2 separate regions of the Mus musculus genome follow, and region 1 is linked to region 2. A link is a loop called in an ENCODE intact Hi-C map of the cell type or tissue named here. Cell type or tissue: heart. All regions are shown on one strand. Each heading gives the region's core, and the rest is flanking DNA. Links, peaks and the distances in the headings are about the cores only.

What was found. Hi-C counts contacts between places; a loop is a spot of excess contacts. Peaks named below come from ENCODE experiments on the same cell type or tissue, not always from the same donor. Only the 100,000 strongest peaks of a DNase experiment are listed, where the experiment ranks them.
Region 1: it touches region 2 in a loop (1.9-fold over the local background); 4 of 42 quality-filtered maps call a loop at or near these places.

What each region holds. Positions count from the first base shown.
Region 1 is chr10:96,623,955-96,632,436 of GRCm38, forward strand. No RefSeq gene overlaps it. Among named protein-coding and RNA genes, the nearest start is that of Btg1, 11 kb to the left of the region's middle. In heart, for the core only: no CTCF peak of the experiment used is centred there; no DNase peak of the experiment used is centred there; H3K27ac peaks cover 1,105 bases.
Region 2 is chr10:96,682,842-96,691,323 of GRCm38, forward strand. No RefSeq gene overlaps it. Among named protein-coding and RNA genes, the nearest start is that of Gm33897, 29 kb to the right of the region's middle. In heart, for the core only: no CTCF peak of the experiment used is centred there; a DNase peak (open chromatin) is centred at 4,240; H3K27ac peaks cover 1,183 bases.

The DNA.
Region 1 (8,482 bases), core at 66-8,065, 59 kb before region 2:
TGCTTGCATAAAATTAAGTCATTTTTCAGTCAACACATGACCCCAAATCGTTACTGCCAACTCAAAGTCTTGTGTGTCCCTCTGTATCCCATGGTGGCATGCAAAGGCTCTCAGGGACTTTAATGCTGTTAAGCTGACTTGATGAACTCAGAGCAGCGCTTCATTGTTTGTAGCTGTCACACTATAGCCAGAAGTCTCTCTACCTTTCCCCTTTCCATCTAAGCCATCCCTACCTTTTTGGAAAGATGACTAACCAATGGACTATATTTGAGAAGACTCCATAAACGAACATAAGTGTAAATTGGTTAGACATGACAGTTACACCGTAAACAGGACTGAATCTGTTTTGTAGTTTTCATCCATGATAATTTTGTACCCTTGGGTCAATAAGCTAAATGGGTTTGTGCTCCTAGAAAAAGGGCTTGTGAGGCTTGTGATGATCAGTGCCTACTGCCATTGGCTCTTTCACCACCTGGGTTGGATCGACAGGTAGACCAGGACCTTTTATGTTTCATTTTCTGGGTAGAACATTAAGATAGCTTAATTTGCCCCAATGCCAAACATCTAGTATGCCATGTGAACTCAGGCCTTTCTGACTTTGGAACCAGGCACATAGCCATAGGGATATTGCCCTGGGTGATTTGCCTACACTTTGCATGGACTGAGTGATAGAACTTCACATTGCTAATTGGCCATCTCTGGACAGTCTTGAAATGGCCACACCCAGGAGATAACACTGTTTGCTATGAGGCCTCTCTCCTTCTTAGACAAGTTGGCCCTTGGTGTAAAAGGAATATTAGACACAATTCGTCCTTGGCCTGTGTCAGGCTCTTTGGGACTTTGAGCAGTCCCTTAACCTCTCTGAGTCATTCTATATAGATAAATGGGCCTGCTTGTTGACCAGACCAAATAAACAAGCGAAACCACATAACAGGACATTTGTAAGATGGATGTTTGGAATTTGAATACTTTATCATGGATTCCAAATTAAACACAGCAAGTAAGGTTTTCCCCTCAGATGTTCAGTCATAGCATGATTTTGCTTAGAATCCCTTTCTCTTTCTCTCTCTCCCTTTTCTTAATTTTCCTTTCTTTTCTTTTTTCCCCTTTCTTTTCCTTTCTTTTCTTTTTTCCCTTCCTTGCTTCCTTCCTTTCTTCTTCCTCCTTCCCCCCCCCCCCCCCCCCCGAGACAGGGTGTCTGTCTATAGCCTTGGCTGTCCTGAAACTCACTTTATAGATCAGACTAGCCTTGAACTCACAGAGAGCTGCCTGCCTCTGCTGGGCTCAAAGGCACGCGCCACCATCACTCAGCCAGAGCTTAGAGTGTCTTAAAGTCTACGTTAGACAGGACCTGTAAAAATGTACTTGGGCTTTAAAATAGAAGGAAGAGTTGTTCCTCAATTTGGAAGACTGGACCTCCAGATAGCCTAGGCCTTGATCTTTCTTTCACAGAATTTTCTGAGCTAGATTCTTATCATCATGGCTCAGAACTAACTCTTTTCAGTTTAAAAGGGGGGGGGGGGTCCTTTCAGATCCTCGTTCTAAATTGGATGCAGGTTGAATTGAGAGATGGTGTCATTCTACCCGGTGTGTGTAGCAGTGTAATCCCTGCAGAAACAGTTTACATCCATTCTGTGGCTCAATTCTTAGTGGTCCTTGCTATATGGGAGTACACGGACTTTGCTCCATGCGGTCCCTCAGGTCATTTGCATTCACTACACCAAACAGTGCCTCTCAGTCTCTTCCTAATCTGGAGTGGTCTGAGTGCTTCCCTGGCTGCAAAGGAAAGCGGCCTTTTGATACCTTAGCTGCTTGGGGTTGGGTTTCTTCACGTGTAACCAAGTGCAGTGCTTGCTTGAGCCCCCACTAGTATCACTGATGTCCCCTGGCCAGCCATGAAGGAGTCACTCACTGTGGGCCCTTCTGGACTAGACTGCTATCTCTCTTGCTAAGTGAAGATAACCTCACTGAGGAGTGTGTGGTGCCTTGTGTGCCCGAACAGCGCATGTGCAGGCATCAGGCACAGACTCAGCCAGCAAAGTTTGTTGTGATAATTTCTTCTGCCATGATGTAGGTGGAAAAGCCTCACTCCCCACCTGCCTAAATAAAACCTTATAAAACCTATCAGTACTTAGTAGGCAGGTAAAGGCTCAACCATTGAGTTATATTTTTTTACGTAAGAATTTTTATTTATTTATTTATTTATTTATTTGAGGATAGGGTCTCATTGTTGACCTAGCTGCCCTTAAAGTCACCTTACCCCAGACAGACCTTGAACTTAGATCTTTATTTTTTTTTTACTTGTGTGAGTGTGTTGGTCTGTTTGTGGCAGACATGTAGAGGCCAGGGAGCAGCTGTTGGGAGTCCAGGCATGGGTGGCAGATGCCTTTATCTGCTGAGCTATCTCAGTAGTCACTGCTGCTTCTTAGACCCCCTGTATGGAGCAAGGTTTACGAATCAGTCATGTCCTATAGTGGGTAAAATGCATTTAGAAGACTGGGTTTGAAAGTAAATAGAACAAGTTACCTGGCCAGCAATGTTAAAAGTTGTCCTTTGAAATACTATTATGGGCTGGACAGTGGTAGTACATGCTTGTTATCCCAGCACTTGGGGAGGCAGAGGCAGGGGGATTTGTGTGAATTCAAGGCCAGCCTGGGCTACATAAGAGCGAGTTCCAGGACATCGAGTTATCTAACAGAGACACCCTGTCTCTACAAAGCAAAACAAATCAAGGCTGAGAGTGCCGTGACCCAGTGGGCCGGGCCGGGCCGGGCCGGGAGAAGGAAACGCCTGGTAGTTTGCAGAATCTGTACCTGAGCTGCAGTACACTAAAGAAAAGCTCCTGAGGTGGCGCGGAGAGCTGTGTTAATGGCTCCCGATTTCCCAGAGGAGGGACACAGGACCTGAAGTCTGAAAGATGTAAGTGCTTGTCTGGGAGAAGGCAAGCAACAGGGAGCCAGTAGAAACTTCTGGAAGATGCTAGCAACTAGGGAAAATGAGGGAAGAGAAACTGGAGGAGCCAGGCCTATTGCATGGCTAAAGTAGTCATACCATTAGATTGATACGTTTATCAATCCAGCTGTGACTCCTGAGAGGATAAAGGATACCTTTGAGTAAAGACTACCAGCATTGGCCAGGACCTATGGCCACTTCCCCTTTGTAGGCTGTGTCCACAGTATTAACTTTTAAAGGAGAGCAACATCTTTTTGCCTTCCTGAGAATGTTACAAGGACATATGATACCTCAGCAGGTTCAGAATGTACTCAGAATTCCAAGCCGGGGTTGGGGGGTGGGGGGTCTTTCGTGGGGCAGTGAGGTTGTCTGATTTTCCTGATGCAGGTAATGGCTGTCCTGCTTTTTAAAGGTTTAGCAAGAAAAGATAGCTCTCGGCTTGAGCGACGAGATCTATCAGTCATTTTAGCATCACGGTCCTACCTTAGGAAACAGCACAACTCAGATGCCGATGAAGGTCAGACTCCCTGGAACTGGAGTTAGGAAGGATTGGGATCTGCCACACTGGGGTCTGGGAGCCAAGCCTGGCTCTTCTGTATGAACAGCGGGGTGCTCCTAACCACGGAGACCTCCAGTCAAGGTTAGGTTTAAATAGGCCTTGTGTTTGCTTTTGAGAAAGGGTCTCGCGTATCCCAGGCTGGCCTCAGAATCTCTATGTAGCTGAGGATGGCCTTGACTGTCAGTGCCAGTCCTCCTGCTTCTGCCTCAGTCCTGGGAATTCAGGCTCGCAACACTAAGAGCACAGCTGGGATAAACCCCAGCAATCCGCGCGTTCTGGGCAAGCACCCCAAATTTAAGATAACTCTCCTGGGTTCATATTTTTTCCCAACATGGGAATTTCATACAATGTACCCAGTCACATTTCCCTCCCGCCCCTGAACCCTTCCTCCAAAAGGAAGTATGTATATATACATACACACACCAAGTCCAATTGTTTTCTTTGTATTGTTTCAGTATGTGAGTGCTGTGTGTTATATGTAAATATATATTGGGATATATGTAAATATATGTTGTGATCTATGTATGTCAAGTCCAAGTGTGCCCATACACTCATTGGAGCATGGTCAGACTCCCAGTGGCCAACCCCTTAAAGATAACTGAGTCGTTCCCCACCCCCTCATCCGCACCAGAAGCCATCAGCTGTGAAGGGCTACACTTCAGCATCTTTATCCCAATTTTTAAATGGCTCTATAACTTCTAAAGTATGGGACACTCCACATAGAAAATCCACAGAGCTCAGGAAGTTTTACACACTCACGTAACCCACACTCTGATCAGGAGATTGATGGACTCCTCCGGAAAACTTCGCTCTGTGATACTTAAACAGTTGACCATGACGCAGGGTTGTAGCGTCAAGCCTCAAACTGGAGAGGACCTCTTTTACTTCTCCTTGTCTTTCCTTTTGCTTCTGAAACATGTGGCAATGGCTACCCCCAAACATGAAATAAGCTGTCACCAGAAGAAAACCCTTGCTTTCCAACTAGTCATGATTTAGTGGCTGCTCATGTGGCGTGCCCCTCCCATGTTTGCTCTGTCTTAGACCTCGGAACGCAGTCATAGGTTCTGACTCACAAACGGTTCTCTGACTCACGGGCTTACTAACAATTGCTTATTTATTAGTAGGCTGAAACCCGAGAGTCTTGGTCAACCCCGACAGATTGTGATGATGCCAAATTTACATAGTACCTCTCCACACACACACACATCTCTTTTGTTGTCCTATTGTTAATTTTCTTTCTCTAGACATGGTTTCATGCAGCCCAGGCTGGCCTTATGGCGTGGTGGAGGAAGACCTTGGAGCTCAGCTGTGCTACCACACTACGTTTATGCTGTGCTGGGCTGGGATCTAACCCAGGGCTTTGTGCACACTGGGCAGGATCCCAACCCAACTGAACTGTATCTCCAGCCTCTCCGCTGCCTCCTGCTCCACACGCACTTCTGAGCTTCAGTTTGCTATGGTTGCTGCACCCATAATGAGGCAAAGAGAGGTCGAGCCTGTGTGGATAGCCACGACCTAGCCGTGAGGATTTCCTCTCATGTCAAAATTCTCACCACCGGTTGCTAGAGCCGTCAGAATATTGACTCAAGGGGCAGTTGGGAAACCAACACAATGCTAGCGTTGTATGGTATATTGTCTGAAGATTCTTGAGCAGGATATAGACTTGTCCTAAAAGTTCTTGGTAAGAGTGGAATCCACCGAGGGCCAGAGAAAGGCCATGGCTCCCCCATGATTGGAAAGCTCCTGGCTCAGTTAGAGCCTCCACTGGAAGCAGATCTTGGTTAACTCTTCCCTGCCACAGCGAGGGTGACCTGTGACATTAAGGAGTGTGCTTTACAGACATGTTTTTCTCAATGCAATAATGTGAATATTTTCACTACTGGTCTCCTCCCTATGCCCACACCTCCTGAATCGCTCATTCTAGAAATCACTCCGCAGGTCGGAGCGGATGGAAGGATGATTCATGTTGGATTTTACTGGTGAGAGGCTAGCCAGTTACCTGGTTCCAGGGCCTGGGGGATGGCTCTGTACTTAAGAGCACCTTAAGACCTGGGTTTGGTTCCTGGCATCCACAGGGCAGCTCACAACCACCTGTAACTCCAGCTCCAAAAGATCTGGCCTCCTGAGAGCACCGGGCATGCAAGTGATGCGAATATACAGGCAGGCAAAACATTCCTAAGGATAAAATGTAAACAAAACCACCTGATTCACCTGCTTTGGCTACAGGTGGAGAGCAGTAGTAGATTCAGCCTTAATTTTTATGCTTCCCTCTCTTCGCTGTTTTGTTTTATTAAGATTTATTTTATTGTTTTCAGTTATGTGCCTGGGCCTGTGCACGTTTGAGTGCCTGTGCAGGAGGTTTTAGATTTCCTGGAGCTAAAGTTGGTGTGAGCCTCCCGATGTAGGGTCTGAGGATCAAACTCAGGTCCTCGGGAAGAGCAGTATATGTTCTTAATCAGTAAACCAACTCTCCAGCCCCCTGTTTGATTGTTGTTGTTGTTATTGGGTTTTTGCTTGCTTTGGTTTTTTTTTTTTTTTTTTTTGAGTAAATGATTTTTTAAAATGTATTTGTTGGGTGCATATGTTGATGCTGACGAGGGAGAGAGAGAGAGAGAGAGAGAGAGAGAGAGAGAGAGAGAGAGAATCAGTGGGTAACCTGAAGAACTGGGTCTCTCCTTCTACATCATGTGGGGTCTGGGAATTTAACTCAGGTTGTAAGGTCCCATCCTCTCTGAGCCATCTCCACACTCCACAGCCCCACCATTTGCTATTTCCCTTCTGCTGATCTAAAGACTCTCACCTACACGTTCCTAGGACCACAGCTAGCGCCAGCCTTCCTGTTTCCTACCTCCGCCTCCGTTGATCTGCTGACTGCCTGGAATGTGCTAACTATGGCTGCTTTCCCTCGTGACTCTCTCAGACTGGTAAGACCAGGTAGTTGTCATTATGGTCACTTGTACAGAATTATTTAACACCCCACCCTCCCTCTAGGTCAGCTAACCATGATCACTTCCTCAAGTATTGCTTGCTTTGCTCTCCTACCCCTCTCTTCTTCTCTATCAGTTGAGGGCTGGTTATATAGTCCAGGATGGCCTTGAACTAGTAACTGTCCTGCTTGAGCTTCGTTAGTGCTGAGAGTACAGATATGTGCCACCAAATCTGCTACCATCACATGATTTTTATTTTGTGTGTGTGTGTGTGTGTGTGATGTATGTATGGGCATGCATGAGCCACTGTGTGCACATGGAGGTCAGAAGACAGTTTACAGGAATACCTATTCCCCCTTTCCCCTTCTGTGTGAGGCAGGAGCCCTCTTGTTTGCTAGCCCTTGAGCTCCCACCACTTCCCCTGTCCCCCTTAGGAGTGCTTTGGAGCACTAAGTCTAGTTTTTCTATACTGGTTCTGGGGATCAAACTCCAGTCCTCCAGCTTTACCAGCAAGTGCTCCCCCCACCCCCTATGAGCCATCCCTCCTATCTAGGCCTTGCATTTCTCGTGTGTGATCTTATTCGATAGGACATTTTTAATGTCAAGGGTCTACTACTTAGACTGACTCTTTAGAAGATGCTAAAATTAGATTAAAGATTGTACATTTTAAAATATGTATCAAGGGCAGAGCATTTTTTTCTTTTATTGTCATTTGAAGATAACAACAACAACAACAATAATGCCCTCTGCTTTTAGAGAGGAATGTGAAGAATCAAGCAAAATGGCTGACGGGTCGGTTCTGGGACAAGGACATACAGAGTCGTATAGCACTGTGTGTGGTCCATACATTAAAGGCACTCAGGGCATTGTTGCTGGGGTAGGGGTGGGAACAGGTTGCTATTTTAAGTAAAAAGGTCAGGCATGACCTCCTTGAGAAGGTCACATTTGAGCAAGAAAGCTTGGCGACCAAAGGAACAGCTTTGGAGAGAGAATCTGGGGAAAGAAGATTCTGTTCAAGCGATTAATCGAATTCCATCCTCATTCCCGGGCTTGTGATCCCACATCTGGACCCTCTCTGTGATAGTGTCAGCTAACCTGCTTTCTGCCAGCCTTCCCTCCTGATCGTTGGTTTCTGCAGGAGTCAGCACATCTCTGATTACTGGAAAGCCTTAGCAGTAATTTTCCCCCCTAAGCCTTCCTTTCCACTTTGCAGAAAATTGCAAATCAAACCAGACAGCCTGATAAGATGAGGTAAACTTTAAAAAGTAATTCTGATTCCTTTAAAGTTCGACATCTGCAATAAATATGAAATGAGATTTACTGCTCGGGATAATGATACAAGCAAGGGAAGAAAACAAAAACCGTGTCTCGGTAACTGGAAAATTCAGTTATCCCAAGAAATCTGTTCTAGAGCATCCAGGATTACAGTAAAGGCTCTTGTTGTCATCTCAAGACCTTGGCATTCGTGTGTATGCGATAAGAGTAAGGGTACATCGCCTTCGTCATACAATAAATAATCTTGGAACACTTAGCTTCTCTTTCGTTTATTAGTGGCTATGTGTGTGTGTGTGTGTGTGTGTGTGAGTGCACATGCCACTGCAAGTATGCAGGTCAAAAGACAAATTTTGTGACCTTTTCTTCCACCTTCTATAGGTTCCAAAGATCAAACTCAGGTTGTCAGGAATCTTTACCCTCAGAGCTATCTCACCATAAAGCGCCTTCTTAAGTTACTGGCAGGGTCACATGGCCTATTGAGTTACAGAGTTTCAATGTTAAGATTTGTCTATGTGCATATTGTTTTATTCTTGGTTCTATTTTTTTCACGGTTAGAATTTTTTGTTTTGATTTAAAAAAAAAGATGTATTTCTATTTATGTGTATGCAAGTGTATCTATGCCACATGTACACCTTACCTTGAATAGGCCGGAAGAAGCAGTTTGCTCCCCTGGAGCTGGAATTATAGGAAGTGAGTTGTGAGTTGCCAGGTGGGTGTGTCATCTGAATTTGGGTCCTCTAGGAGAGCATCGGGCAGGCAGGCAGGCAGG
Region 2 (8,482 bases), core at 250-8,249:
GCATTCTAGTCATCCATGATTTCAAGGGATAAAGTCCTTGCCCAGAACTCCCAGCAGGCACTACTGTCCCTTAATTCGAAGCTGCTTTCTTTCACCCTGTCCCATTCCTAAATTAATGAATGCTAAGATGTATTTCTGTGTAGCTGTTTCCTCAGAATCAAAAAGTCCCTTCTGGGAAGAAGAGAGAGGCTTATAAGACTTGGGAAGTTAAGGAAATGCATGAATCTCATGGAGTTCGTGAGGTTGTCAAGACTCAAGGAATTCAATAGGAAACAGGATTAACCCTGCCCCTTCCCAAGTATGTATAAAGCAGTAAACAGTGATTCCACTCACCGATGGGGTTGCCTGTAGGAAAGCTCTAGAAATGTCGCTCTTGTGAGTTGTCAACCATGTTGAGGTGGCTTTAGGATCACTCAGCTGCCTGCGAGTCTTCAAGCATCAGGTCCCTGATTCCACTGCTGGTTGGATTTGAGTGGTCTCATTCATTTGTGTGGTTGTACTTTTATTGGGGGTGAACAGAGATGTCCTTAGACAGTTCATGCATCTTTGGAAAAATTACACAGAAATGCATCTCTGAATGTCTGTCCTCCATCCTTGTAGGTAATTGATAGCTCCAATCTCATTTCAGGTACTTCCAGGCACCTAAACCATTCACTCTTCTCCAAGAGGAAGTCACAGAGGTAAAACAAAGCCATTAAACTGGGCTAAGCCAGCTGTTTAAAGACTGTGCTGGGGTGTGGTAACCTGCAAAATGCCTGCTCAAGACTGGGCTCCACTCCATCATATGTGGGGAAGGGGCTCACGAGGCTCTGTCCCTTTCAAAGGAAATATTGGCAATTCTTGGTTGGTGGGGTTGGAAGATAGGTATCATTATCTTCAGTCGTATAGACAACTGGAAAGTTTCCCAAAGACCCGTAAATAGCCTTGCATCCATGTTTGTCCAAACAACCCTAATTAAACTCCTTGGGCCACACAAAACCTAACCCCCAAAAGCATGGTAACTGTGTGACAGGGAGGAGGGGGAGAGGAAGGTGGAAGGGGAGGGGGGAGGGACAGGAGGAGATAGAGGTAGAGGGAGAGGGATATGTGGGGGAAGGGGGAGGGGGATATGGAGGTTAAGGGGAGGGGGAGAGGGAGGTGGGGGATGGAGAGGTGAAGCGGGGGACCACAGGTGGAGGTGGAGGGAGCCCTTTTATTTTTAGGATGAGGAAGGGTCTCAGTGGGAGATGGATGAGAGAATGATGGGAGCAATGGACAAAAACACATTATATACACATTTGAAAGTGTCAAAGAATAAAGGAGTGAATAAAAAACAAGACCAAAAAACCAAACACACAAAGGTCAGTGCTGCGTTCTGAAAGTATCTACTGCCAGCAGAGGATCAGGATATAATTAGGATATTTGATGTTGGCTTTGAACTGAAGGATCCATTGGAGGTAAAATCTGCTTCTCCAGATGCTATGGGCTGTCTAGGTGGAGTTTCAACTCAAGCCCTTGAACTCAGTTCCCAGATCAAGTTAACAGTTTTTGTTTGCTTGTTTTTTAAATTAAATTAAAAGTTTTTTTTTTATTTTTTATTTTCTCTTAGGCCAACAGGAAGAATCAGCCACTTTTTTTTTTAAATGTTGGAAAGTTCTTAAGGCTGTTTCTCTAAAATTAGAAAAGTCAGGATTATAGACACAGAAATCTGAGGGAACCTCGGGCCCTACTCGAATGTTTCTCTTCCTTGCTTTACAGGTGCTATATGAGTAAGGAGCGAGAGAAACAAAAGGTGTGCCCAGGAGATGACCTTGAGGAGAACTATGTGTATCAGTCTTGTCTTAGGGTTTTACTGCTATGAACAGACACCATGACCAAGACAACTCTTATAAGGACAACATTTAATTGGGGGTGGCTTACAGGGTCAGAGGTTCAATCTGTTATGATCAAGGTGGGAACATAGTATCCAGGCAGGCATGGTACAGGAGGAGCTGAGAGTTCTACATCTTCATCTGAAGGCTGCTAGCAAAATACTGGCTTCTAGGCAGCTAGGATGAGGGTCATGAAGCCCAGACCCACAGTGACATATCTACTCCTAGGCTACAACTATTCCAATAGGGCCTTACCTTCTAAAAGTACCACTCCCTGGGCTGAGGATCTACAAACTATACCAAGTCTCCTGGGGCTGCTCTAGCAAAATACCATAAACTTGTCAACTGAAACAACAGAAGTCCATCATGGGCTGGAGAGCATCTATCCAAGGTTAGCTCAACCGTCAAGGCTGCAGAGTGATTCTTCCTAAACCCTATGAGAATCAGAGAGTCCCTTCTGGCTTCTAGTGGTTTGATGTCAATTTTTGGGTTTCTTTGTTTCTCAGACCTGTCCTTCCGATGTCTACCTTCATATTTACTTGGGATCCTTTCTGCGTATGTGAATGATCCTCATCACCGACTTCCCAAGCTCCATGTAAGAGGGCTGGGATTTGCTGTAGTGACCTCATCATCAGCTAATCACTTGCATGGGTGGTTTATCTAAGCAAAACTAATTCCACAACTTGTAAAGTTAAGGTTATCAACATATTTTAGGTTGGAGCTAGAAAAGGTCATTAGTTTTCTTTCTTTCTTTCTTTCTTTCTTTCTTTCTTTCTTTCTTTCTTTCTTTCTTTCTTTCTTTCCTGTACTCAGATGTGTATATGAAGACAGTTTCTGTTTGGTTAGGTCACAGCGTGAAGTTTTCCTTTCTTGGAATTCCTATTGATGGGTCCTTTGCCAATTTTCTTTACGTACCTTGCACTCACTGTTTCCATGTGTAGTTATTACTAAGTTTGTCATTTTCAGTGTAGTTTTCTAAAAGTGTACAGCTACATGCGGGACTTGCAAAAAAGATCTACAAATGCAACTCTCACTTCAGTCATGAGAAATTGATTCAAATCCAACAGTGCTTGGGAGAGTGAGAACATAGGAGGTGCTTGGAGTTTTCATTGGGTATTTCAGGATTCTTTATGACAGTTCCAAAACCTGCAGGTGAGTGCACGTACACACACACACACACACACACACACACACACGCGCGCGCGCACGCACACGTACATTCCCTGCCCTGCCCCGCCTCCCCTACACCCCAAGAGATGATTTTTCTAAAAGACATCCTTACAAAGTTTCGAACAAGATGATGCTCTAGGTTCTCTGACATGGCAATAGCTTCCTTTGGGTTCCACTAGTTTTGTTTTTAACTGTTAAAAAGTTTCACACACACACACACACACACACACACACACACACACACTTAGTCATATGACTGTATTAAATGTGCCACCAGCTGTCTGCCAACAAGAGACCCAAAAGAGAAACTGTTATTGGCTTCCCCCAGAGAAACCTCCTTTATCTCAAAGAACTGAATTGCCAGGTGGAATTGAGTAAACTCTGGGGTTGCAACACAACCAAGGCATAAAGTTCACCATCAACGTAAAACAGCCAGGCCAGTTCTGCTTTTTAATGTCCTCTAAACTGAAGGAACTGAGCAATCTAAACAAGGGTGAGGCCACGGCCACGGCCACGGGGGAGTGAAAGCCATGTTATATTGACAGCTAATGAGTGAACAACAGCTCTGTCATCTTTATGTGCAGAAGACAGCTTTGTTTATGTGTACCCAAAGTTTGCTGTGAAATCCCGGCCAAGAAGGGAAAAGTTGTGTGGAAACTGCAAGAGAGGTTGTTTGCTTCTTGCTGGGTTACATGATTCACAAGCTAACAGATTGAGAAAAGCTTTGCAGAGAGCAACAAGTTGACACTCCTTGTTTACTTAAGTAAAGATGCTCTAATACGGGCAAAGTTGAACAGCTTTTGGTTTCAAATCTAACATTGTAGAATGGGAGATAAAAACACCTAAATTGTCTGTTAAGATGAAGTGTTTCTAACCTGTGTATTTATTTACCAATGACCTTTCTCTCCCTTGACCAATGTCATGCAGCCTATATTAGATACAGAGACATGATTAGATATCATTTCTTAGTGTAGTGTCTCACTGGTGCCCACCCATAGCTCAGTATACCAGGATAAGATTCCTGAAGTGTCTCAAATGAATGAACTCTGAGATTTCCCCCCCCCCCCAGTTAGTTTTTTCCAACTGGCTCACCAACAGTTTTTTACCAGAGCTGCTAATGATTAACTAAAGGAATCGCTTGGATGGAAACTTTTTCAGACCTCTCCAGAGTGAGGCTTGCCAAGAGTGGTGCAGGGGGCAGCCAGAATAAGGAAGAGGAGTGCAAGCCAGGAGTCTGCAAAAACACACATGTGCAACTGAACTTCTTGGCTCCTGGACAGAAAGCGCTGTGAGACACCAAAGCTCTTTTTCCCTTTGTATATTTACAGATTCCGAATCCAAACTCACAGCAGTGGACGATGCTCTGCGTTTTCTCAATGATGTTTACTTAATAAGCCTGTCAGTGACTGGCTACAACCTCACCTCAATCACTGCCTCTATTTCAACCATCTTGACCTTCTAAGGGAGAGCCATATAGTGGGGTTTTGGAAGAGGATGAAGAGAAATCTTTGGGGCGGGGATGGGTGGCCAGGGGCAGTGGTGGTTCATGGTGTTGGAACATAAAACACTCTGTGCATGGTATTTCTTTATAGATGTTGGCAATCAAAGAATGTTCCAGTTAAGTATGAAGACAGAAGAGAAGCAAGTTACCCATAACATCTACCTCAAACACTAATGAGAAAAAATTTGCTTTGCCATGTGCTGGTTGTGGGAAGGATGCTTTCGGGTCCTTTCATTTATTACTCCCTTCCTCTGTTGGATCAGAGAGACTTGCTGGGACCCTGGAAAGTACCCCTGGTTTTTGGCAGGCTCAGAATCTCCCCCTATGGTCTTGTTAAAATAGGTCAGCCCCATCTAAATTTTAGAATATAAAATCAAAAATACACTGCTACAATGTGAATGATCAGCTCACTCCAATCTATCACCTATTAAGACGTTGCCATGGCTACCCACAAATCCCCAGCTCCTAGCACAGAACAGGAGGGGTTCAGTGATTTCTTATTGAGCAAATGGGTGATAGGCTGCTTTGAAGACAATTACCCTTGACTTAGATGACTCGCACCCATGTTGACTGGTTGGATAATATGGTTTATGTAGGACATCTATCTATGCATCACATGCCACGTCATAAGGAAATGTTTGGTGTAAATACAGAGGGTCAGATTGGGATTGCTTAGCCTGGTACTTGGGCGGAATGGGGGTGGGGGGAGAGCATGTGATCGAGGTTGGCAGAGAGAGAGACAGAGACAGAAAGAGACAGACAGAGAGAGACAGAGAGAGATAGAGAGATAAAGACAGACACAGACAGAACAGATACACACAGAGAGACAAATAGAGACAGTCAGAGACAGAGACAGAGGGAGAACTACTGTTTCCAAGCAGGTTTCCATCTCCCAGTGGAAGCCATCCTGTTATGAAGCCATCAAGGGCTAACCCTATCATCAGTTCAGAATCTGATTGTCAACACGGACACCCCACTGTAGTGCTTTCTTTCAATCCTAGGTGTTTATCAGTAGAATCACGTTGACAATTAATTAAGATTAACCATTACCAGAAAGGGAGAGACAACTTGTTCAATGATGTAACCTCAGGTAAGGTGCTCACATTCCTACAAATGACTCCTTATTCCTGCTCTAATGACATTCTAATGAAACTCACAGGATCATTAAGAAGAAGAAAGGACATGTGAAGCACAAGGGGCACTGGTGGAGAAGAGAAAAGGGTTCAGTAGGAATGGAAGGTGCCAAGACAAGGCAATAGGGGTGAATGGGATCAAAATACATATGTATGAAAAACCAAGTGGATAACTGACACGTTTAACGATTGTCATGTCTTCTTAAGATTTGTCTTCCAGATGCAGACAGCAAAGAAAACCAAACATGATGGCCAAAGAAGTGAGCAAGATTTCTGTTTTCATTTGAATGTGTCAAGTGATGTTCTCTGAAGCTGTAGGGAAGTCACCTAGACTGCCCTTTGGTTGAAAATGGGAATGTGACTATGCTTCTTGGTAGGCTGTCTTGAGGAGATGTGCTTTCTTAGAATATTCTAGAAGGATCATTTTTTGAATGTGCCATGCCTATACTGAGAGCTCAGTAAATAGGTGATATTTTTATTAATACCAAGGTCATGATTTGAGCTGGCTTTGGACTATATGTGTGTGTGTGTGTGTCTGTGTGTAATTTTGCAGAAATACATATATGTTTATGTTACTTGGAGAAGTGGGTCTTTAACTCTTTGCTTGGCTTCCCCCCCACCTTTCCCCTTTTCGTTTGCTCAGCTCCCCCACTCTTGAGGTGTGTAGGTCTAGTTGGCAACCTTAAATGGACTTCTGTATTTCCCCCCGTGCTTATATTATAATCACAGTTGTACATCCACACACAGAGATGGGGGAAGGTTGTTACTGGTTATTTTATGAGTAACATACATTTTCCATGTCTCTCTTTTTCATCACTCAAAAGTGAGCATAACAGAAACCCCTCAAAATCAGCCCTTTATCTCAGCTGAGCCCAGCTCTGATTATACACTGTGAGGATGAAGTATAACCCGCTCCCACATTTACCATGAATTGACATTGCCTCGCCTCTTCTCTCTCTCTCTCTCTCTCTCTCTCTCTCTCCCCTCTCATTAAATAAATGTCTCACATTAGTGTCCTTTTATAAATGCCTTCCATGCCACTGATTTGTGAGAGTTGCCAGGGAGAGGAATTACAGATTGGAAAACACCATGCAATCTCTAATTTTTTTTTCATGTATACTGCTAAATGGCTTTCTAAAATAATTTTGGCAGTTAAATTTTTCTTAGTTATGCCTGAGCATCCATTTTTTTTATTTGTATACAATTGTATACAGTACAGGCTAAGAAGCATGTGAAAGCTGAGTTCTTTCTGAATGTGTAGTTTTCTATGTCTTCCCACACACATCTGTTTATCTCCAATATGATGCTTATACCTCCACATGTACGTGTGTGTGTGTAGATAATAATTGTGAATATATGTAGCTCTTTTTTTAGATGTACTTCATTTACATCTGCTGGTTCCAGGCCTCTGTTAACCATTTGATCCTGCTGCCAAAGGAGCCAAAAGGTTGTGGATAAGAAGAGAGCTGTGTTCTAGAATAGATTTCAAGTTAACCATTGATCTCCAAACCACCCTTCTAAACATTTTGACCGTGTACAAAGACCAGACACATTTTCCTCAAAGCAAAGCCGTATATTTTCCAGTGGTGATATCTCCTACTGCTCAGCACTCGAGGCCTATAGATAAATTTGTTTGCCTTATTACACTCTAAAGATTCCACATGTCTCCACATGCACCCTGACCGTGTACTCTTTCTATAATAAGTAGCTAGAGAAGGCAGCAGCGAGCCACACTGTTTACCAGAGAAGATAAGCAAGAACAAAAAACAGAGACTTACTCAGGGATCGTTGCTATTCACCCTGGCTGGTTTTCTGTTTTGTTTTGGTTTTTGTTTGTTTGTTTTTGTTTTTTGTTTTATTAACCAGAATGCTGTTATAGTCTCTGGCGGTTCAGAATGGAACCATTTAATAGTTTAATGTGAGATGTAATGTTTGGCAAAGATCCTTCCTTATCCTGGTGCATGTGTCATGTGTTCATGACTAAAGAGTATTGCTGTTTTATGGGTTTTCCCTTCTGTGATCTTTTCAGAGTCTAAGGGAGAGCTGTCTCCCTAGCCCCTCATTCCCCTATAAATCTGGACCCGAGGCAGGGCCAGAAAGTTTTAAGGAATTGATTTTCAGGTGTAGACTTCCTAGCAGGAGACAAGTTTCTTGCTCCAAGGTCAAGCGTGTTCTTTGGCGGCAGCAGGAATGGAGAAGAGGCTGTTTGTGGTGGAAGTTTACTGTATGAAGTAGACTGCCTTTCTCTTTCGTTTTGTATTTAAGAAAATGGACTTGCTTTTCCTTGCCATCAGAATGTCTCAGAATGGCAGAGGGTGCCACAGCAGCCTATGTTAGAAACCTCTACTTGAAACTTCCTGCTAGATGCTCTCTCCACCCACCTTGAAACTACCAGTTGATTTAAGGGAAGGCAAGATTCTGTAAATGCCTGGACTCTATTTTATGTCTTACTTCTGTGTTCCCATGAACTTTGTTTCAATGGCCTTGCCAGGAGGACTTTCCAGGGGTGGGGCTTTGTACTTGAGTCCTTGTGACAAGTCATTTATGCCCTGCATGTTTTGAAGGAGGAGGTGATGGCAGACAGGGACTTTTTTGCTTCAATAAGGGAGTGTGTCTAAATGCCTTTTTTTTTTTTCCTGCACACACAGCTGGTAGTTCCCCGCTGACTGCTGTTTGTTTTGAAGTCACATGGTAAAGGGAGTTTCTGCCAATGTTTACTCATTACACATTCAAATATGACACCCTGACACCCATTCACTGAGCAAGGCAGCGTTGCTATCCATGTCTCCTGCCAGAAACAGAAAGTTTATTTCCAGAATAAAAGTTGC